Regions from separate parts of the Homo sapiens genome. Here all the other regions are linked to region 1. The links are chromatin loops, found by intact Hi-C in ENCODE. Cell type or tissue: ascending aorta. All regions are shown on one strand.

Evidence for each region. A loop is a pair of places that touch in the nucleus more often than their neighbours do. Peaks named below come from ENCODE experiments on the same cell type or tissue, not always from the same donor. Only the 100,000 strongest peaks of a DNase experiment are listed, where the experiment ranks them.
Region 2: it touches region 1 in a loop (9-fold over the local background); 61 of 110 quality-filtered maps call a loop at or near these places.
Region 3: a loop joins it to region 1, with 3 times the contacts of the local background. A loop is called at or near these places in 10 of 110 quality-filtered maps.

The regions. Positions count from the first base shown.
Region 1 is chr20:53,575,858-53,583,857 of GRCh38, reverse strand. It overlaps ZNF217 (zinc finger protein 217), which reads left to right. Exons shown (of 6, transcript NM_006526.3): 2 at 690-2,397; 3 at 5,408-5,524; 4 at 6,578-8,000. The coding sequence starts at 1,032. Among named protein-coding and RNA genes, the nearest start is that of ZNF217, 14 kb to the left of the region's middle. RefSeq lists enhancers at 1,600-1,669, 1,700-1,829, 1,227-2,018. In ascending aorta, CTCF peaks have their summits at 2,989 and 4,934 (motif pointing left); DNase peaks (open chromatin) are centred at 707, 2,277 and 4,907; H3K4me3 peaks cover 1,339 bases; H3K27ac peaks cover 4,224 bases.
Region 2 is chr20:53,866,782-53,874,781 of GRCh38, reverse strand. It overlaps the pseudogene SUMO1P1. Among named protein-coding and RNA genes, the nearest start is that of BCAS1-AS1, 45 kb to the left of the region's middle. In ascending aorta, a CTCF peak has its summit at 4,793 (motif pointing right); a DNase peak (open chromatin) is centred at 4,831; H3K4me3 peaks cover 1,013 bases; H3K27ac peaks cover 836 bases.
Region 3 is chr20:53,768,911-53,776,910 of GRCh38, reverse strand. No RefSeq gene overlaps it. Among named protein-coding and RNA genes, the nearest start is that of BCAS1-AS1, 140 kb to the left of the region's middle. RefSeq lists an enhancer at 1,624-2,823. In ascending aorta, no CTCF peak of the experiment used is centred here; no DNase peak of the experiment used is centred here; H3K27ac peaks cover 2,625 bases.

The DNA of each region.
Region 1 (8,000 bases):
CTGGGATTTGAACAGTGGATTGAGGTTTCGAATATCCAGTGAACCAAAATATATCAGGGTTCCCCTGGCCAAGATGAGTGACCATTCTGAGGTGTTAAGTATTTCTTGAATGGGGATTTTAGGAAAAGTTTCTGTATTTCTGTGCTCATTTTGTTGACCTCTGTATGTGCAAAATCTCTAAGGGGGTGTTTGGGCACTTAGATTTCTTGGATGCAGATTTGTTTGTATATGAAACAAATTTTAAATTGTTTTGTATACACTGGATTTAAAATAGTTTACTAAAGTGTTTTAATTTTTTCATCTTAATTTTCACAGTTCTTATAGTCTTTAGATTTAGGGAGGCTGTTGATGGCATCCACATGTGCATTTTAGTGGCATTTAAAATGTATTCAGCTGAATTTAACAATTTCTGACCTAAAACTTGACATTTTAGATTTAAGTCGGTAAAGCACTGATTTAAACTGGATTTTAACTGGATGAAATTCTGATTTAATAAGTGTACTGACTGGATAAAATGCCAATGATTTAATTAACAAGCACGTTTAACAGGATGCCCTATATATTAGTTAAAAGTGAAGCAATTGAATTAGGTACCTTCTCTGCTGCGTGGAAAAGACCGTATGACTCACCCACACCAGCCTTCTCTTCGCTCTGAGTGTAGCTAACCGTTTCTGTTTTTTTTCCTCTAGGGTTTGGAAATCCCTTGTCTCCAGGTTGCTGGGATTGACTTCTTGCTCAATTGAAACACTCATTCAATGGAGACAAAGAGAACTAATGCTTTGTGCTGATTCATATTTGAATCGAGGCATTGGGAACCCTGTATGCCTTGTTTGTGGAAAGAACCAGTGACACCATCACTGAGCTTCCTAAAAGTTCGAAGAAGTTAGAGGACTATACACTTTCTTTTGAACTTTTATAATAAATATTTGCTCTGGTTTTTGGAACCCAGGGCTGTTAGAGGGGTGAGTGACAAGTCTTACAAGTGGCCTTATTCCAACTCCAGAAATTGCCCAACGGAACTTTGAGATTATATGCAATCGAAAGTGACAGGAAACATGCCAACTCAATCCCTCTTAATGTACATGGATGGGCCAGAAGTGATTGGCAGCTCTCTTGGCAGTCCGATGGAGATGGAGGATGCCTTGTCAATGAAAGGGACCGCTGTTGTTCCATTCCGAGCTACACAAGAAAAAAATGTCATCCAAATCGAGGGGTATATGCCCTTGGATTGCATGTTCTGCAGCCAGACCTTCACACATTCAGAAGACCTTAATAAACATGTCTTAATGCAACACCGGCCTACCCTCTGTGAACCAGCAGTTCTTCGGGTTGAAGCAGAGTATCTCAGTCCGCTTGATAAAAGTCAAGTGCGAACAGAACCTCCCAAGGAAAAGAATTGCAAGGAAAATGAATTTAGCTGTGAGGTATGTGGGCAGACATTTAGAGTCGCTTTTGATGTTGAGATCCACATGAGAACACACAAAGATTCTTTCACTTACGGGTGTAACATGTGCGGAAGAAGATTCAAGGAGCCTTGGTTTCTTAAAAATCACATGCGGACACATAATGGCAAATCGGGGGCCAGAAGCAAACTGCAGCAAGGCTTGGAGAGTAGTCCAGCAACGATCAACGAGGTCGTCCAGGTGCACGCGGCCGAGAGCATCTCCTCTCCTTACAAAATCTGCATGGTTTGTGGCTTCCTATTTCCAAATAAAGAAAGTCTAATTGAGCACCGCAAGGTGCACACCAAAAAAACTGCTTTCGGTACCAGCAGCGCGCAGACAGACTCTCCACAAGGAGGAATGCCGTCCTCGAGGGAGGACTTCCTGCAGTTGTTCAACTTGAGACCAAAATCTCACCCTGAAACGGGGAAGAAGCCTGTCAGATGCATCCCTCAGCTCGATCCGTTCACCACCTTCCAGGCTTGGCAGCTGGCTACCAAAGGAAAAGTTGCCATTTGCCAAGAAGTGAAGGAATCGGGGCAAGAAGGGAGCACCGACAACGACGATTCGAGTTCCGAGAAGGAGCTTGGAGAAACAAATAAGGGCAGTTGTGCAGGCCTCTCGCAAGAGAAAGAGAAGTGCAAACACTCCCACGGCGAAGCGCCCTCCGTGGACGCGGATCCCAAGTTACCCAGTAGCAAGGAGAAGCCCACTCACTGCTCCGAGTGCGGCAAAGCTTTCAGAACCTACCACCAGCTGGTCTTGCACTCCAGGGTCCACAAGAAGGACCGGAGGGCCGGCGCGGAGTCGCCCACCATGTCTGTGGACGGGAGGCAGCCGGGGACGTGTTCTCCTGACCTCGCCGCCCCTCTGGATGAAAATGGAGCCGTGGATCGAGGGGAAGGTGGTTCTGAAGACGGATCTGAGGATGGGCTTCCCGAAGGAATCCATCTGGGTAAGCTGCCCTGTCTCCGTCCCGTGCTGTTCCGCCTGTGTCTGTCTGTCTCCCCGTCTCCCCCTCTCTATTCCCATCTCCAGACAACGCTGGCCAGGAATGGGGTTTGGAGAGCCAGAGTCAAGTCCAGGCTCTTTTTGGTATCACTCTGTGTAAGTCATTTAACCTCTCAGGGCCTTAATTTTCTCATTTCTGTAATAACAGGGTTGAGTTAAGAGGTCTCCTTGTTCTGAAAATATATATATATTTTTTAAACGTGTATCGTTTTGCTCACAAAACACACTTTAAAAAAAAAATAACTTGTGCATCCAGCCCAAATGCACTGCTTCTTAACTGGGGCGATTTTGTTCCCAATCAGTATCTGGCAATGTCTGGAGGCATTTTGGTTGTCATACTGTGTGTGTGGGTGTGCCTGCTGGCATCCAGTGGGCAGAGGCCAGGGACACTGCTCAGCATGGTACAGTGCACAGGACAGCCCCATCATCAAAGAATTATCTGGTCCCAAATGTCAATAGTTTGAGCATTGAGAGACCCTAGCCTTCACTTAAGTTTTTCTGGCGTTCCTGATCTTTTTCTGTAGTGAATTTCTAGTGGCCATAAAAGGTACTGGGAGTGATGATCAACTAGAGCCAGGAATATTATTTGGGCAGCCGTTTGGTGCTGTCCAAAACCTTGTCCTTTCTGTCTGGCAAGCTAGTATCCATTTATAGGTACCTCAGGAACCCAAATGATTTGTCATAAAATACAAGGAATGTGAGCACACTGAAGACATTTTTAAGAAGGCTCATTTGCTCAGCAGAATTTTCAGTGTACTAGTGGCATTTATAGAAAGAGAAGGTGATCACTGAAGGCATGCTCACATAATATTCCTGAGCCCTGGTGGGCGTTATCTAGGGCAAAGGATTCCACCTGTGTTTGGAGTTGCGCCCATCCTCACTGTAGCCAGAGCTTCTCCTATCAGAGTTTAGTATTTTGTTTGAATAGAGGATCTTGCTGCTTAAAACAGTTGAAAAGACCCTGATGGGCAGGCCGTAATTGACAAGCGAATGATGGGAACATGAATCGGTCTTAGGGAAGCATCTGTCAAAGTGGTCCTCGGTTAAAACAAGTGCCTCCTCCTCTCAGTGTCACTTGATTGTGTGCTTGAATTCTTCGGAAAACTGGGTGTATGAGACCCACGATGAATTTGCCCACACGATTGATTGGACTCTTCCTTCACCTGCTCTTCAGCCAGTGCCAGTTCCTTTTCTGATCATGTGATTGACGTGAGAACTGTAGTCTGTATATCAAATCTTTAGAATGTTTTTGAGTTTCCTGGGACACAGGAAACCCAGCACTTAGCATACTACAAATCTAATGTCTTAATGGCATCATAAAAAGAGGCTTTAAACACAGACTCCAGTTAGCTAAGTGGTTTCTGCTAGTGCCGGTACTGTTGCAGGGGCCCTGTGAGATGCCCCAGTTCCCTGAAAGAAATGAAAAGGCCAGTTACCGGTAGGTGGTGTGGAAAACATGGGCTAGATCATCAGGCAGGACAGAATGCCTGGCTGTGGGTGGGAGCACCCCAGCTTGGCGTTGAGTTCTGGTTCTACCACTGCGTTGTTTTGTGACCAATTATGAGTTGCTTAACCTTTCTTTGCTACTATTTCCCTGTTTGCAAAATGGTTCATTGACCCCTGTCTTCCACCTCCCAAGGACAATTTCAACAGCCTATTTGTAAAAAGATCACAGTCCTTTAAAAAATATAACTGTAAAGTCAGAGGTGATGCTTGAAAGAGCAGGAACCAGGTAGATGTGGAAATGTCATGTCCTTTGTTCTAAAGAAAAGGCATTTCATAGCTTTTTGGATATGACGCAACATACCATAAATCCTGACACATAGTTGGGAGTCGGAAATTGCAACAACGCCCAGTTATAAACCCAGCTAGTTTGGGTATGATTGTAAGAAAAAAAAGCTGGCCATTCTGTATTTGGGGAATTGATTTTCCTAAACTTATATTATCTTAGTAGTCTAGATTTATCATATTGTACTATCATCCTGGCTTTTTTAAGACTTAAGAAGATCAAGTAAATTTTTTTTTCTTTCTTTAGACACTATATAGATCATCAAGGGTGTCTGTCTTACAGGTGGATAGTGATATGATCTACAGTGAGGGGACATTTATTTAAAACTTAAACATTCATGTGTTTTGGGGGTGGTATTTTAACGGCAGCACCTCTGATTGTCTTTTGGAGGGCTGGTGTGTGTTTGAAGTTCTGTCCTCCTTCCAGTGGACTCTAACTTCTCCTGATGCACGTGAGACACATTGTCCTATTGTCCTGCAGAAACTAAAGCCAAACACTGTCATTTGGGGACAGGTTTTCATTTGTCAGATCTCTTTCGCCCACATGAGTGTTTGTGGACAATACAGCCTGCTTTCCAAAACTTTGCTAAATTTTGACAGACTTTCCTAGGTGCTTGCCCAATGCCAGACTTTCTTTTCTGTTGAAGATTAAGTTGTGCTTGCTGCCCTCTAGTGGTCAGTTGTTTAATCCTAACCTTAAACGGCTTATTTTTCCCCTGGTGGTTGGGAAGTTGACGGTTTGTAATTGGCTCATTTTTCTAAATTATTCTGAAGAAGATAATTTTTCCCGCCAGTATGTATGTCCACCTTCAGTTTGCCAGATCCTGCCTGCTCAGAGACACTGAGAACCGGAAGCTGCCCGGGCAATTCAGTCTATGAAATGATCTTTCTTGTGATTAAGGCAAACGAAGAACTGAATGTTTAATAGTGTACTCTGCTGTACCCAGAAAAAAACAAAACAAAATCATGTTATAACACTCTAAAACTTCAAACAACCTCCAACAGCATTTGGTGTGTGTCTAGCCGTTTTGTTCTAACCCGATGTTATATAAAAGAATTTTTTCATGCTTTCCAAAAATGTTTATGTCAAGAATATTTAAGTCAGCATGCCTTATTCAGGTACTTCAGCTACCTTCTTATATAAATATTTTTGTTTTTCCTTTAAGATAAAAATGATGATGGAGGAAAAATAAAACATCTTACATCTTCAAGAGAGTGTAGTTATTGTGGAAAGTTTTTCCGTTCAAATTATTACCTCAATATTCATCTCAGAACGCATACAGGTAAAGAACTTTTATTTTTTTAACCATGCATTAGTTAAATTATGTAGTTATCTAATTTTTTTGTTGTTGTTGTTCAGATACTCTGCCAGATCCTTGGACTAGCTTAAGGATAAATATGTAGCATGTTGATTGCAGTGGTTATTTTTATTCTTTTAGTGCCATTGTAACTTGAGCCATTGTTCTTATTTGCAGTTCATTTCTTTTCTTTCTTTTTTGTTTTTTGAGACGGAGTCTTGCTCTGTCACCTCGGCTGGAGTGCAGTGGTGCAATTTCGGCTCACTGCAGCCTCCACCTCCCTGGTTCAAGCAATACTCCTGCCTCAGCCTCCCCAGTAGTTGGGATTACAGGTACCTGCCACCACACCCGGCTAATTTCTGTATTTTTAGTAGAGATGGGGTTTCACCATGCTGGCCAGGCTGGTTTCGAACTCCTGACCTCAAGTGATCCGCTCACCTTGGCCTCCCATAGTGTTGGCCTCCCATAGTGCTGGGATTACAGGCGTGAGCCACCGCGCCCGGACAAAGTTCATTTGTTTAGTTTATGACTGCTATGTCCTGACTCTTATCTTATTAAAAGCTACAGTATTTTAAAATGCTGCATCTTATGTCTTTATGATTGAGAATGAAATGAGAATCTATTTAGTAGTCTTGAGATTGTGAAAGGAGCTATGACATCATGATGTAGGAGGCTGCGTAGATTTGAAATTTCATCTCTTCCACTTACTATCTGTGCACCCTTGGGCAAGTTATTTAACCTTTTTGTGCTTTTAGTTTTCTTTGCTGTAAAAGTAGAATAATACATATTTCCCTAGGGCTGTTAGGAAGATTAAATAAGTTAGAAGTGTTGCTGTTAATTTTTCTATTGAAGATAGGCATTCATAATTTCAAATATTCATTACAGTAAGGATGATAAAGAACTGATGAGAAATCCTATGTGATAGTAGATCGAGAAAGCAAAAGGAGGAAAGAAGCCTGTTTTCTTAATAAATAGATATTTGATCTATTTCAGTGCTTTTCATACACTTCTATAATAAAGTGCCATTTCTTGCCTTAGGTGAAAAACCATACAAATGTGAATTTTGTGAATATGCTGCAGCCCAGAAGACATCTCTGAGGTATCACTTGGAGAGACATCACAAGGAAAAACAAACCGATGTTGCTGCTGAAGTCAAGAACGATGGTAAAAATCAGGACACTGAAGATGCACTATTAACCGCTGACAGTGCGCAAACCAAAAATTTGAAAAGATTTTTTGATGGTGCCAAAGATGTTACAGGCAGTCCACCTGCAAAGCAGCTTAAGGAGATGCCTTCTGTTTTTCAGAATGTTCTGGGCAGCGCTGTCCTCTCACCAGCACACAAAGATACTCAGGATTTCCATAAAAATGCAGCTGATGACAGTGCTGATAAAGTGAATAAAAACCCTACCCCTGCTTACCTGGACCTGTTAAAAAAGAGATCAGCAGTTGAAACTCAGGCAAATAACCTCATCTGTAGAACCAAGGCGGATGTTACTCCTCCTCCGGATGGCAGTACCACCCATAACCTTGAAGTTAGCCCCAAAGAGAAGCAAACGGAGACCGCAGCTGACTGCAGATACAGGCCAAGTGTGGATTGTCACGAAAAACCTTTAAATTTATCCGTGGGGGCTCTTCACAATTGCCCGGCAATTTCTTTGAGTAAAAGTTTGATTCCAAGTATCACCTGTCCATTTTGTACCTTCAAGACATTTTATCCAGAAGTTTTAATGATGCACCAGAGACTGGAGCATAAATACAATCCTGACGTTCATAAAAACTGTCGAAACAAGTCCTTGCTTAGAAGTCGACGTACCGGATGCCCGCCAGCGTTGCTGGGAAAAGATGTGCCTCCCCTCTCTAGTTTCTGTAAACCCAAGCCCAAGTCTGCTTTCCCGGCGCAGTCCAAATCCCTGCCATCTGCGAAGGGGAAGCAGAGCCCTCCTGGGCCAGGCAAGGCCCCTCTGACTTCAGGGATAGACTCTAGCACTTTAGCCCCAAGTAACCTGAAGTCCCACAGACCACAGCAGAATGTGGGGGTCCAAGGGGCCGCCACCAGGCAACAGCAATCTGAGATGTTTCCTAAAACCAGTGTTTCCCCTGCACCGGATAAGACAAAAAGACCCGAGACAAAATTGAAACCTCTTCCAGTAGCTCCTTCTCAGCCCACCCTCGGCAGCAGTAACATCAATGGTTCCATCGACTACCCCGCCAAGAACGACAGCCCGTGGGCACCTCCGGGAAGAGACTATTTCTGTAATCGGAGTGCCAGCAATACTGCAGCAGAATTTGGTGAGCCCCTTCCAAAAAGACTGAAGTCCAGCGTGGTTGCCCTTGACGTTGACCAGCCCGGGGCCAATTACAGAAGAGGCTATGACCTTCCCAAGTACCATATGGTCAGAGGCATCACATCACTGTTACCGCAGGACTGTGTGTATCCGTCGCAGGCGCTGCCTCCCAA
Region 2 (8,000 bases), 290 kb before region 1:
AAAGGAGCATCAGGTTAAGTCAAGGTGACAGATAAGGTTGAGAGTAACGACTAACTCCAAAGATGGCTTCCCTGAAGAAAAGACATTTGAAGATTTTTTTTTTCTTAATCTTGTCAGAAGATCCCAGAAAAGTTCTGATTTTCATTATCAATAAAGGTATACATGCAGAAATGAATACAACAGAATACTGCTCTTTTTTATTTGTACTTTTTGGCCTGGGATATCGGGTTTTAAATGGACATTGTCTACACCAGCTTCATTAAAATAAACAATATTTGTAAAAATTGTAAAAGAAAAAAAGTCAAATATTTCCTAGATACACAGTAGTGGAAAAATCAGGAATATCCAGCTTGATGGGTTTTCACAAAGGGACACCTCTGCACCCCCTTCTATCACTTCCCCAGCAGGGTAACTACTGCCCTAGTCTTAAGCAATAAACAAGTTTTATTGGCGTTTTTAAACCTATGATCAGTGGTAAGTGAGGGCATTTGCCCAGAATTTCTCAAAAAATTACCTCAGTTGAGGCCGGGTGTGGTGGCTCACGCCTGTGATCCCAGCACTTTGGGAGGCTGAGGCGGGTGGATCACGAGGTGAGGAGATCGAGACCATCCTGGTCAACATGGTGAAACCCCATCTCTTATAAAAATACAAAAATTAGCCGGGCATGGTGGTGTGTGCCTGTAATCCCAGTTACTTGGGAGGCTGAGACAGGAGAATCGCTTGAACTGAGGAGGCAGAGATTGCAATGAACTGAGATTGCACCACTGCACTCCAGCCTAGGTGACAGAGCGAGACCCTGTCTCAAAAAAAAAAAAAAAATTACCTCAGTTGGCTGGGCACTGTGGCTCATGCCAGTAATCCCAGCGCTGTGGGAGGAGCCTTTGAGGCCAGGAGTGTGAGACCAGCCTGGGCAACTTAATGAAACTGTCTCTACAAAAAAATTTTAAAAATTAGCCGGCCACCCTGGTCCATTCCTGTAGTTCCAGTTACTTGGGAGGCTAAAGTGGGAGAATTGGTTGAGCCCAGGAAGTTGAGGCTGCAATGAGCTAGGATTGCACCAATGCACTCTAACCTGGGCAAGAGTGAAACTCTCGCTCTTAAAAAAAAAAAAAAGTGGGAGAGTGGGAAATACCTTACCTGTTTTTTTGGGTTTTTTTTCCTTTTACATTGAATAAGAAGGTTTTGTTTTGTTGTTTGGCATGGAGGGGGTGCTTGTTTGTCCTTATCCTCCTTCCTGTGGTGAGGCACTGATGCAGAGTGTGTGTGGGGTCTCCCCTGGCCCCTTGGCTGGCAGAGAGCCTCACGTTCCACCTACTTTTTCTTGCCTCGCAGTCACAGGGGCATCAAACCACAGCAACAGGTATAACTGCAAACCTGCAAACCCTACTCCTCTCAGTAGCAAGTTCCCTCCTGCCCATCCCTTCCCTTTTGAGGTTCTTTTTTCTGGTCCAATCCCAACAGCTCTTCTTAAGGAAGCATCAGTTTATAGCTTTTGCAGTGTTCATTTAAATGTTTTAATGCAAACACAGCCAACCTCATTCTATTCTGAAAATTCATTTCTCCTTTCTCTCTGTCTCTCTCTCTCTCTCTCTCTTTTTCTCTCTCTCTTCCTCCCTCCCTCTCCCCGTTCCTGTGATTATTTTTTTTGGAAATAATTCCACACACTTTCTGCCTCCATAAACCTCTGACTCCAGCAGATGGAACAAGGCTGCTATTCCGAGTCAACGGAATCAACGGACCAGCTATAAGTGGGAGGCGAGTGGTACACACTGCAGTTTCACCCTAGTAGGTGACGTTGTGGCAACACCCACAGAACAAAAGATTCACCTTTTTCATCTATTTTTACATCTCAGGAAGCCCTAGTCCTGTCTTTTAATTACAGAACTGTTTTCCCCTCCTTGGCTCTGCACACGTTTTCTATATAATATTAAACAGTAACCTGTGAGTCTCCCACATCCTGGTATGCTCTGGATCACAGACCACATTTTTTAAACACACACACACACACACACACACACACACCACACACGACCAAAATCTGTACCAGCTGACAGCTGGCAAAGTAAAACCGCATTAAATTTGGCTCGCTTGCTTGCTTGCTTTTTCTTTCTTCTTTCTTTCTTTCTAACAGCTTGATTGAGACATGATTTACATATCATAATATTCATCCATTTTAAGTGTGCAATTCCATGTTTTTTAATTTTTTTACAGAGTTGTGTATTGGCTATTTCTTCTTGGAAATAGGGCCACTGGGGAAACTCTTGACCCCAAGGCCCCTCTCCCCACTTTGAACACGAACCAGTAAATAGCAGAGCAAATTCTGGTTCACCCCCAAAATAGTTTTTATTCATTTCATTGTGCCATTAACAGCTTACTTCCTGTGTTTTGATTCTGAGCTGTTCAGAAGCCACGTTCTTAGAAGCCACATTGCTTAGTTTTTACACCATCAAGAGATTTCTTTTGTGTTAGAGGTGTTTTTTGTTTGTTAGTGGTTTATTTAGAGTCTCCAGCTCCTTGTTTTATCTGCTGGGCTAATTAGATTTGAAATGAACCTTTGTAGCATGACAGACTGTACAGAAATATTTGGTATTCAGAGCTAAGCTTAAACATTCATAGCATTCTTACTTTTGAAACTAGCAGAAAGGAAGAGACTTAGAAATATAAGTAGGGCACAAAGGCCTAGAACCTTTTCCTAGAATTAAGCTCTTATTATATAATTTGGCTTTAACTCTGTGAGTCTCCATTTTCTCATCTGAAGAACAGGAATTAAAATAACCACTTCAGGAGATTAGCCTGAGGATCCCATTCATGTGAAAGCACCTAGAACAAAATCAATTTTTAAAAAAACCATCAATATTCATTGAGTATGAATCTTGAAGAACTTAACTAGTGGTATAAGAATTCTGTTTGTCAGGGTGCATTAATAAAAGCATAGTGCCTTCTGTTAAACGAGGATGTACTAGTTTAGTTATTCACTCAATGAATAGGTCATTACCTGCTGCGTGCCAGGCACTAGGGAGGGAACAGGGGACAGGCAGACAGGTGGAGGTGATATTCACAATATGGTTGTGCAAATAAATATCTAAGTATAAATTGTGCAAGGGTTGTTACAGAAACTTCTGGGAAGTGCACGTGCATGTGTGTGTATCTTTAAAGCAATTTAAGAGAATGTGTATTTTGTTGATAAAGTTATGCCTATAGGCATAGAAAATTTTTTCTGGAACAATCCATGAGAAATTAGTTACAGGAGTTTTATTTTTATGAAAGGAACAAGAAAGTACACAGGGGAACATCTGCCACTTTTTATTCTGTACCTTTCCATAAAATTTTAAGTTTCTAACTCTAAACTTTTTTTTTTTTTTTGAGACAGAGTCTCGCTCAATCACCCAGGCTGGAGTGCGGTGACCCAGTCTTGGCTCACTGCAACCTCCGCCTCCCAGGTTCAATCAATTCTCCTGCCTCAGCCTCCGGAATAGCTGGGATTACAGGCATGTGCCACCACGTCTGGCAAATTTTTGTATTTTTAGTAGAGACGGAGTTTCACCATGTTGGCCAGGCTGGTGATCTGCCTGCCTCAGCCTCCCAAAGTGCTGGGATTACAGGCATGAGCAGCCGCAGCCTAAACTCGTGTTTTTATTTGTTTGTTTGCTTGTTTAAGTGTCACTAGGGCTTCTCTGATCAGTAGGCTGAAAGGCCATTTTTTATATTTCTTCTTAAACTTTTCTCTACTGAAAACAAGACCTGTTATTTAAGATGGATAAATGATTAACTCTTGGAAATATAATTTGTCGTGTTAAGCCATTTAAACATTAAACATAATATTATTATACTTAAAAAGACAAAGGTCATTTACCAGAGTGTAAGAATTCATCAACCTACACCAAACTGTTACTAGCCTGCTCTTGCCTACAAAGTTTGCCCAGGCAATAATACTTTTATTCAATAGATATTTACTCAGTGCCTGCAGTATAACAGGCATCCTTCTGGGTATTGGTAGACAAAACAAAGCCCTCAGCGAGTCACAGCCTGGATTCTAGTTGGATAAGCTAGACAATAAATAAGTCAAACAAATATATAATAAGTGCTATGAAGAGTGACCAGGGGAGATGGAGGGTGCTTTTTGTTTATGATACAGAATACATTTAGGAGTTGCATTCACTACAAATAGAGCAGTCAGGAGACCTGTCCGAAGAGATAACATCTCAGCAGAGGCTTGCATGAAGGAAGGAAGGTGTGAGCCCTGCAAAGGAAAGACGGTTCCTGGCCAGAAGGACCTGAAAAGACCCTGAAACAGGAGAGCTCAAAACCAGTCAAGCAGAGTGCTGAGCTCAGGACTGTTTGTGATGCTATTCTGTCCACCTGTGCTATTGCTCAGGACAGCTCATAATTCAAAACTTATTTTTTAAAAAGTAAACATGAAACACTCATTACTAGTATTACCTTTATGATTATAGGACTTGGAATACTTGGTTCTGGGCATGGCTTCTCTTTTTTAGATATATAACAAAATAGTTGATGTAAACTACACCTACTAAAGGAGCAAAGATGTATCTTATATGCCAAAAAGAATTTAACTTTTTATAGCCATATTTATTTACAGTCACTACAATAATTTTTAATCTATTATCCTTACAAAACCTCATAAAATATACTTTTTAAACGATTGCTGTACATGCCTGTTTTCATTCATTGCAAATTAAGTAAATGTTACTTCAAGATCATAAGGAAAAATACTCAGAGACAAACAAAAAAGGACAGTGAGACACGTTGTTTTCAGCCTACTCTAAGGTGCCCACCAGTAGGAGGAGCACTATGGTAGGTGAGTAAAACCACACACTGTTTAAACAGCAAACACAAAAGCCCAGCCTTGGTTCAGTTCGCTCAACTTCCAACTGTGTGGCTTGGAACGCACCTTCCCACAGAGGCCCTCACCTGAAAATGAAGGGCTGGCTATTCTGTGATCTCTGGGTCCCTTGATGCATTATTTCCCTTTCCTTTTGTCTATTTTAAGTTCTACTCTATGAATTCTGACTAAAAGTACGATTTTGTAACCAGTTGTTTTCATTATAACTGGCTGAGCATTTAACTAACCTCTTCTTTTCTCAAGCAGGAGTCTGTGGGCAGATGGTTCTCAAGTAGTATTTCCCAACCAGAAGCCAACCCCCCACCTCCCCTTCTTGGAAACATTGGCAACGTTGACACTTTACTTTTTTTTTTTTTTTTTTTTTTTGAGACAAGTTCTCACTCAGTTGCCCAGGCTGAAGTGCAGTCGTGGCTCACTGCAGCCTCGACCTCCCCAGGTTCAGCTGATCCTCCCGCCTCAGACTCCTGAGTAACTGAGACCACAGGCACATACCACCACCCCCAGCTAATTTTTTTGTAGAGACGGAGTTTTGCCATATTGCTTAGGCTGCATACTTATATATAATATGTATACTATATTATATATAAAATTATATAGTGTATATCCTACATGTTATATATTATATATATTATATATCATATAATATATGATACATATATAGTATGTACTATATATCATATAATATATGATGCATATCATATAGTATATAGTATATAATATAAAATATAGTATATATCATACTATAATACTATATATTATAATATATATTATAATATAGTATGATATATATGATCTATACCATATATGCTATATTCTAGATATTTATATTTATGTATAATTATATTTGTATATAAATTTATACATTATATATAACATTTATTTTAGTTTTATATATAAAATATATATTATATATAAAATATATTATATATAATATATTATATAAAATATATAATATATAATATATTATATAAAATATATTATATATAATACATTATATATTGTATGTATTATATATACAATATATTATATGTTGTATGTATTATATATATTATGTTTTATATAATATATATTATATGCATTATATAATATATATTATATGCGTTATATATGATATATAATATATATAATATATTATTATATATATTATATATTATGATTATATATATTACATAATATATATTCTATAATATATATTATATATAAATAATAAATTATATATAATATATCATATGTAGTATATTGTATATAAAATATATAATATATTGTATATAAAATATATAATATATTGTATATAAAATATATAATATATTGTATATAAAATATATAATATATTGTATATAAAATATATAATATATTGTATATAAAATATATAATATATTGTATATAAAATATATAATATATTGTATATAAAATATATAATATATTGTATATAAAATATATAATATATTGTATATAAAATATATAATATATTGTATATAAAATATATAATATATTGTATATAAAATATATATGTGTATATATGTATTTTAGAGGCAATGTCTTCCTACATTACCCAGGCTTGACTAGAACTCCTGGGCTTAAAGGAACCTCCTGCCTCAGCCATCTGAGTAGCTGGGGCTACAGGTGAACCCACTGTGCCCAGCTCTCAATTTTCACATTTTTTATTTTCATGACTGTAGAGGGAACAGCTACTGTCACCAGATACTGGTGAGCACCCTACACTGCCCGGGACAGCCACCAACAATAAAGAATGTTCTAGTCGTAAATATTAGCGCCAAGGATGGGAATCTTGGATATAGAGAAATTGGGAAAAATGATGAGGGGGAAAGTGGGGGACCTTATTTACTGATGATGTCCATGGGGTATTTCCTAAGTAAGAAACAGCAGACAACTTTTGCCTCGTTTGATGGTGGTTCTCTTCTATTGACTGCTGTTTATTTTTTTCCGAAGACTTGGGTGTGTGACATAAGTAATCCCATGGTAGCCCAGGGCACAATGGGAGAAATGAAAAATGGAAGGCAGGTTCAAACATGCAGTGTGACTGCAAGAGTAACCTTCCTGTTCTAAGACTTGAAAAAGTTTTCAGATCCTTGGTGTATTTTATCAGCAGAACGTTCATCTGCATATGGCATTCAGAAGCAAACTAAACTTTTCTTTCCCCCCTGAGTCTTTTGTTTCCAAATCAATGGGAAACAAAGGATACCCCTGCTCCATTCAGGCAGTTTCAATGATTCTCAAATCAACGTGGGAGCAGTCGTTGGGCCATTTAAAATATACAGTGATAAAAAAAAAAGCATACTTATTAACCTTGTAAACATTCTATAAAAGTACAAGGGGAACCTTTATAAAGAATAGCCAAGTGTCCTTTTTATAGAATAGCCTTTTGTACTTTGAAATGTTCATGTCTATAAAATAGAACTGGACAGACGAGCCTAATGCAATTTCCATGTCTTCTAGTAATTGTTCCGTTAAAACATTATTTTTCAGCGTCTTAACACCCGGAAGATTAAGTTACCTCAACCCAAGATCAGTTCCACTTTAAAAAAGCACTTTCGACCCATATTTAACCAACCGTCAGAGAGGATTCAAAAGAGGGCTAATTGAGCACTGAGTGTTTGAAGCATTCAAATCAAGGCCCAGGTTTCTTCTTGAAAACAGCAACAGCTCAGCCTGGCAGGAAGCAGGGATTAGACAAGAGAATCGATTGAAACTTGCCTTCCAAACTGGAAGAAAAACTTTCAATAAGAAAGCGTGAAGTTTGAAATCACTGCATGTTATATTATTCATCTTTCAAACTGCCTCCAGCCTTATTGGATGGCATTTTCTCCTCTTACCCAGCTCTGAGCTGCCACTGTAATTCACCAAGAAACCCACTTTAGCAAGAATGACCCACCCTTCAGAGGGAAGTAGCCACCCTTAGCCTGGTTCTCTTTACCACTCTGTTCTGTCCCCACTCTATCTGCACTCTATCTCTTCATTCTATCTACATGTTTTGCAATTCCCTCTGGTATTCCAAGGCCAGTGAAATCACAGCCTCCAGTAAGGGTGCTAAACCCGAATATATTCACTGCTAAGCTGTATTTTTAACCCTTTTCACCCACCAATTTCAATGTTCTCTTTAATAGGTTAGCTATGG
Region 3 (8,000 bases), 190 kb before region 1:
CTGCTTCCCAGGCTCAAGAGATCCTCCCACCTCAGGCTCCCAAGTAGATGGGACCACAGGTGTGCACCAGCACACCTGGCTAACTTTTTGTATTAAAAAAAATACAAAAACTAGAGACGGGGTATTTCCATGTTGCCCAGGCTGGTCTTGAACTCCTGGGCTCAAGCAATCTGGCCACCTCAGCCTCCCAGAGTGTGGAAATTACAGGCATGAGCCACCGTGGCGGCCTCTGAATTTGTTTTAAGCCACTAAGTTTGTGGCAATCTCTTACAGTAGCAATAGGAAACTAATAGAGTAGCTTATTTCATCCTCAACCATTCTATGAGGTATGCCGTATTCTCCCCATCTTGCACAAGAAAAAGGCTCAGTAAAAGTTAAGACCACTGTCCAAGGTCCCAGCTAGAAAGTGGTGGTGGTGCTTAAAATTAATCCCAAGTTTTTCTGAAGTTCAAGCCCAAGCTTTCATTATGCCTCCCAGTTATCTAGGGTTATTTCACTTCCACCTGTGTGCTCCCAGGAAATAGCCTTACTTCTCTTTTGTTTTTTGTTTTTTTTTCTGAGACAGAGTCTCGCTCTGTCACCCAGGCTGGAGTGCAGTGGTGGCTCCATCTCGGCTCATTGCAACCTCTGCCTCCCGGGTTCAAGCAATTCTCCTGCCTCAGCCTGCCACCACTTCTGGCTAATTTTTGTATTTTTAGTAGAGACAGGGTTTCACTATATAGGCCAGGCTGATCTCGAACTCCTGACCTTGTGATTTGCCTGCCTCGGCCTCCCAAAGTGCTGGGATTACAGGCGTGAGCCACCTCGCCCGGCCATAGCCTTAACTTCTTGAAGTAACTCTCTCAAGCGGCTGAACAGATTCACCGTGTCTTCCATCTACTGAGCTACTCTCTACTGTGCTCTGATATAGCTACGACACTTTTGGTTGTACATGAAGAAACCTAGTTGAACTAGCAGAAGTAAAAAGGGAGAATTTATAACAAGAACAAAAAGATATCTCATGAAGCCCAAGTCCAGGAAGGTGATTAGGCCTTAGGAAGGACTGAAACCAGGAGATGGGAAGCTAAAAAGAACCTGACCAGGCTGGGCATGGTGGCTGAATGCCTGTAATCCCAGTGTTTTGGGAGGCTGAGGCAGGAGGCCAGGGATTCAAGATCAGCGTTAGCAACATAGAAAGTTCCTATATCTACAACAAAATAAGTAAATGAACAAAATAAAATAATCCAACCAGCAAGACCTTCTGTTTTTCTTCTTTTTTTTTTTTTCCTTTGAGATGGAGTCTTGCTCTGTCACCCAGGCTGGAGTGCAATGTGCAATCTCAGCTCACTGCAACCTCCGCCTCCCGGATTCAAGCGATTCTCCTGCCTCAGCCTCCCAAGTAGCTGGAATTACAGGCATGCGCCACCACATCCGGCTAATTTTTGTATTTTTAATAGAGACGGTGTTTCAACCTGTTGGCCAGGCTGGTCTCAAACTCCTGACCTCAGGTGATCTGCCCGCCTCAACCTCCCAAAGTGCTGGGATTACAGGTGTGAGCCACCATGCCCGGCCTGGCCTTCTGCTTTTCCATTCCTGCTTCTCTGCATCTTGGCCTCATTCTTTTCACTGTAGATTGACTTTCTCTGTCGGTGCATTGTCATGGTGGAAAATGTCTACCTTTGTGCTCAGATTTATACCTTACAGATCCAACTATTCAAAGAGGCCGACTGACAGTCCTCAAGGCAACTTCCATGTTCCCTGGGGTAGAGAACTCGATTGTTTTGGTTTCCAGCAGGCATTCATCTCTTGTTGGATCAGCTATCAACAGGGTTATGAAGAACAAATATGGCTTCCAGGGACTCCCCTTAGCTGAGACAGTGGACTCAGGGCAGGGATACAAGAAACACTGAGCCGAGCTGATATCGCAAAAGATAAGTACCTCACATTTATTTTCTCCAAGTTTTGCCAAAAAGCAATAGAGATAATAAGGCACCTTCTTCCACACGGAAGACCTTCAGTGGTTTCCCAAAGCTTTCTTCCCTTGTGGTCATCTCTTTTCCTGGGAAACTCCCTAAATCCTTCAGCCATTCCTCATTATGACATAGTTCCCAGATCACTCATCAACTCGCCTCTTCCCCTACCGCCCCCTCAACCTATGAAACTTTGGCAGGATCCTCATTAAAAATTGTACTTTGTTTCCATAACGAACCTCCATTCTGCAAACATGGGTTGCCTAGCTCATTCAAATTGTTTTCTTTCTTTATTGTCCTTGGAGCCCACAAGGCATATCCTGACTCCATTAATGCAGCCTAAGATTCTTTGCTTGTCGGCAGCTGTATGCATCTGGCTCAAATTGAACTTGTGGCCAACGAGAAGCCCCAGAACTACTTCCCAGGAACTGCTGTCTGGCCAAGTCTCCCCATTCCCAGAAGTGAATAATTGATGCCAGAATCCACATCAATCCCTGGTAAATGCTCTCTTATTTCTTCCAATCCTTCATTTGAAGCTATGGAGACCATTGTGAATCTTGATCCTGTAATACCAATATTTTGTCTCCTAGAAATTGCATCTGAAAACCTTAATTCTTTAGTCCTGAATCAAAATGATATCCAGGATAGATCAAAGACAGGGTCCCAGGGCACACCCCTGGAGACCTTCTAGGTTTCCATGACTCTATTAATCAACATCAAATAACTGAAAATGTACTGCCAGTATTTTATGAACCTTTCATTCCTGGAACAGGAAAGGTGGCTGCCCAAATTCCTCAAATATTTTAGATGTTTAATTTTTATAAGGACAGAGAACATCTAGTATGATTATAATCTAGGGCATTAAGACTATGGGAAGCCTCTGAAAATCTTCTTTAATTTGGATGAATCATAATAACTGTCACTGAGTAAGCACTTACTAGGATTACTGAATTTACTTCTCACATCAACCCAGAGGAATTCATATTTCCATTTTATAAGTGTGTAACCAAGGTTACACAGAAGTCAGTTGGTGGAGCTGGAATTTGAACACAGGCTGTTGATTCATAGCCTAAATGTTTAAGCCTTACACCACGGGTGGATTTTTTTTTTTTTCTGTAAAGGATCAGACAGTAAATATTTTAGTCATTGGAGCCCATCCAGTCTCTGCCATTGTAGAGTAAAAGCAATCAGAGACAATATATAAATGAGTGTAGCTGTGTTCAAATTAAAAATCTTATTTATAAAAACAGGCAGTGTGACAGGTTTGGCCCCCAGACTGGAGTTTGCTAGGCCATCTTAGAATGTTCTTGCTTCCCCATCTGCATAGCAAAATCCTACTCAAATATGCAGCTCAAACATGATCTTTAAGTTACAAAACTAGGCAGCAACCTGGATTGACCTGTGGGCTGACCTCTGCCCTACACCAGCATGCCTCCCGACTTTGGATCTCACTGAAGAACTGTGAGGCTAAATGGAAATCCGAATCAGAGCCAGCAAGACTGACACCTTTCCCTTTTTTTTTTTTTTTTTTTGAGACGGAGTCTCCCACTATTGCCAGGCTGGAGTACAATGGTGTGATCTCGGCTCACTGCAACCTCTACCTCCCAGGTTCAAGCAATTCTCCTGCCTCAGCCTCCTGAGTAGCTGAGACAACAGGTGCACGCCACCAGGTCCAGTTAGTTTTTGTATTTTTAGTAGAGATGGGGTTTCACCATGTTGGCCAGGATGGTCGCGATCTCTTGACCTCATGATCCGCTCGCCTTGGCCTCCCAAAGTGCTGGGATTATAGGCATGAGCCACTGCACCTGGCCAACACCTTTTAAAATACATAAAGATTCACTCATTCTCTTTTTTTTTTCGTTTTTTTGTTTGTTTGTTTGTTTGGTTGTTTTTTCAGACAGAGTCTCACTCTGTCACCCAGTCTGAAGGGCAGTGGTACAATCTCAGCTCACTGCAGCCTCCGCCTCCCAAGTTCAAGTGATTCTCATGCCTCAGCCTCCCGGGTAGCTGGGATTACAGGCGTGTGACACCATGCCTGGCTAATTTTTGTAGTTTGGGTAGAGAAGGGGTTTTACCATGTTAGCCAGGCTGGTCTCAAACTCCTGATCTCGCACCCGCCGTGGCCTCCCAGAGTGCTGGGATAACAGGCGTGAGCCACCGCGCCCAGCCCAATCATTTTCTATTTAATACTTCCCTGAACAGTAGTGATTCCCTGTGAGGCTGTTTTGCTACCTTTTCCAAAAACTCCCCAAAATAAATTAATAAATTTATAACAATCCAACACATGCACACGCACACACACACCTGTGCTCTGAGTCCTGGCATATGTTTTCAGGCACCAAGAGCTTCCTAGCAGCCATGCATTTGTGTCCTGTAGCAGAAGTTTGTTCCCAAAGTGCTGGAAGTATCAGTTTGTGATTTGCCAGGATGAAAAAGGCAGTACGGAGGTGTCTTACTGGATGTTAGGATGCAAGCATTCAAGGATATGGTCCAGGAATCAGAGAGTAAAGATTAATTCAGGCTTAATGGAGGAGGTTGTAACCAATCCTGCAACCAGAAAAGAAGTCACACACAATTGTGAAGAGTAAGTGAAAGATACCAGGACCAGGCTGAGCGCTGAGGCTCACGCCTGTCATCCCAGGACTTTGGGAGGCTGAGGCGGGCAGATCACCTGAGGTCAGGAGTTAGAGACCAGCCTGGCCAACATGGCAAAACCCCGTCTCTACTAAAAATACAAAAAAATTAGCCGGGCGTGGTGGCAGTCGCCTGCAGTCCCAGCTACTCGGGAGGCTAAGGCAGGAGAATCACTTGAAGCCTGGAGGCGGAGGCTGCAGTGTGCTGAGATCACGCCATTGCACACTCCAGCCTGGGCAACAGAGCAGGACTCCGTATCAAAAAAAAAAAAAAAAAAAGATATGAGGACCAAAGCCCCATTATGAACTCGAGCAACTTGAAAAGAACAAAACAGGCATTTAATGCTGGTCCAGAGAAGACTACTGTTTCTAGAGACACTAATTTTCTTGTTAATGGGAAATGCAAACATTTGCAATTCACTGTGCACTTTGCAGGAAGACTATAATAGGCCAGCTTGTATGAATTTAACCTATATGTTTCAGTGTCAACAGTTTCCAGGCAAGCTGTGCGGGGATGGTTTAAAATTTTAAAATAGAGAAAATATAAACAGTAACAATTGAATGTTTTTAAAGACACAAGAAGGAAGCATAGGTCATAATAACAGAAGCCCTGGGCATCTTTTAGCATGATTTTTTGTATTTTTAATGCTAAAAAAGATTTATTTGTTGCCGAATAGCTTTAACAGAAGTGCTATGGCAGAGTGGTTAAGAAAACAGGAGCTAAAATTAGACAGATATTGCCGAGCACAGTAGCTCACACCTGTAATTCCAGCACTTTGGGAGGCTGAGGCGGGTGGATCACCTGAGGTCAGGAGTTCGAGACCAGCCTGGCCAACATGGTGAAATCCTGTCTCTATTAAAAATTCCAAAAATTACCCAGACGTGGTGGTGCGTGCCTGTAATCCCAGTTACTCAGGAGGCTGAGGCAGAAGAATCACTTCAACCCAGGAGGCAGAGGTTGCAGTGAGCCGAGATTGTGCCACTGCACTCCAGCCTGGGCAACAGAGCGAGACTCCGTCTCTTAAAAAAAAAAGACCTTAAATTCTAGATCAGTGCAATTTTGCCCCCTTGCCCCAGAAGACATTTGGTAATATCTGGAGACATTTTTTATTGTCCAGCTGGCGGGGGGCAAGGAGAAGCTGCTGGTGGCATCCAGTGAGTGAAGGCCGGGGACACACTACATACAGACCCTGTCAGGCACAGAACGGCCCCTGGAACAAAAAGTTACCTGGTCCCAACTGTCAATAGTGTTGAGAGTGACAGCTCCTATTCTACCCTGTTCTAGAAGGGGAGGGGAAAAACAATGCTAGAATTAAATAGAAAAGACAATTCCAGATACTGCTCAGTGCTGCGAAGCCACTGAAGCAGGGCAGGGGACATCAGGGAAGGCTCCTGGAGGAAGTGACATTTTTGCTGAACAGGAACAGTTAGAAAAGAGCCAGGCAGGCCAGGCGCGGTGGCTCATACCTGTAATCCCAACACTTTGGGAGGTCGAGGCAGGTAGATCACGAGGTCAGGAGATTAACACCATCCTGGCCAACATGGTGAAACCCCATCTCTACTAAAAATACAAAAATTAGATGGGTGTGGTGGTGCGAACCTGTAGTCCCAGCTACTCGGGAGGTTGAGGCATGAGAATCACTTGAACCCAGGAGACAGAGGTTGCAGTGAGCTGAGATCCCGCCACTGCACTCCAGCCTGGCAACAGAGCAAGATTCTGTCTCAAAAAAAAAAAAAAAAAAAAAAAAAAAAGAGCCAGGCAAAGCTCTGGGGGCAGAACTGTAGAGGCCCAGGGAAAAGCAAGGGCAAAAAACCCTGAGGCCAGACCAAGTTGCAGTGAACAGAGGCAGATGCACGTGCGCTACCATGCCCAGCTAATTTTTGTATTTTTAGTAGAGATGGGGTTTTACCATGTTAAGAAAATAAAATATCCAGTTCTCCCCAGTCATTCCCAGGGTGATTAAGGTGGGGAAGGGTCAGAGTGAGCTGGCAATTTTGATGTTTGAAAGTTCTGGCTGGGCACAGTGGCTCAAACCTGTAAACCCAGCACTTTGGGAGGCCAAGGCGGGCAGACCACTTGAGCCGAAGAGTTTGAGACCAGCCTGACCAACATGGTGAAACCTCATCTCTATTTTAAAAAATACAGCCGGACACGATGGCTCACACCTGTAATCCCATCACTTTGAGAGGCCCAGGCGGGTGGATCACTTGAGGTCAGGAGTTTGAGACCAGACTGGCCAACATGGTGAAACCTTGTCTCTATTAAAAACAGAAAAATTAGCCGGGCATGGTGGTGCACGCCTGTAATCCCGGCTACTTGGGAGGCTGAGGCAGGAGAATTGCTTGAACCTGGGGGATGGAAGTTGCAGCAAGCCGAGATTGCACCACTGCACTTCAGCCTGAGCAACAGAGAAAGACTCTGTCTCAAAAGAATATGTGTGTGTGTGTGTGTATATATATATATATGTGTGTGTGTATATATGTGTGTGTGTATATATATATGTGTGTATATATATGTGTGTGTGTATATATATGTATATATGTGTGTGTGTGTGTGTGTGTGTGTGTGTGTGTGTGTGTATCTCTCTAGAATCCTGGTTTGGTGGCACACATCTGTAGTCCCAACTACTCAGGAGGTTGAGGTGGGAGGATGGCTTGAGACTGGGAGGTTGAGGCTGCAGTGAGCCGAGACTGCAGCACTGCACTCTAGCGTGGGCAGCAGAGTGAGACCCTGTCTCAAAAGAAAGTTCTGGATGAAGAAAACCAAGATTTAACAAGGGCAAAAGAGCAATAAAAATGATTCCAATTTTTGGAAGCTTACAAGAACCATCGTTGTACCAAAATTATCCTATATGAGATATTAGAAAACCAAAAAACTAGTTCAAATAAGAAAAAAATTCTGTAAAATATAGAAATCTACTTAGGAGTCTGATGCGGGCATATGCAGTTGATTGTCAGCCCTGTCTACCACGGAGGAGCCACATTAAACAAGGCATTAACTGTAGTCCACGTCAAGCTACTTCCAAGTGGCTGTTTAAAGATTTTTAAACATAGGGGATATTGTTTATGAAATGTAATCTGATCACCCAAGCAAAAATGACACAAATTCCACAGCAACTGCAGAGATTAAAGAAGTGTTTTAAGGACAAACTCCACATGAATCCCTTATCTAGCACCCGTCTTGTAAATTTACTCACCAAATAAGAGCTTTCAGGAGAGACGCTAAGGGATAAAGACAATTCACTCTTCAGAGAAAGACTTTCAGTGGACTTTGAAATTCCACTTTCAAATTGAGGCATAAACACCACTAAACCTGTGGGATTAAAAGACATAGTAAGGCATTATTATGTTTTTTACAGAGCCTAAAAATAATATTAATGTAATAATAACAGCAGCTGTATAATGAAAAGAGGCTCCG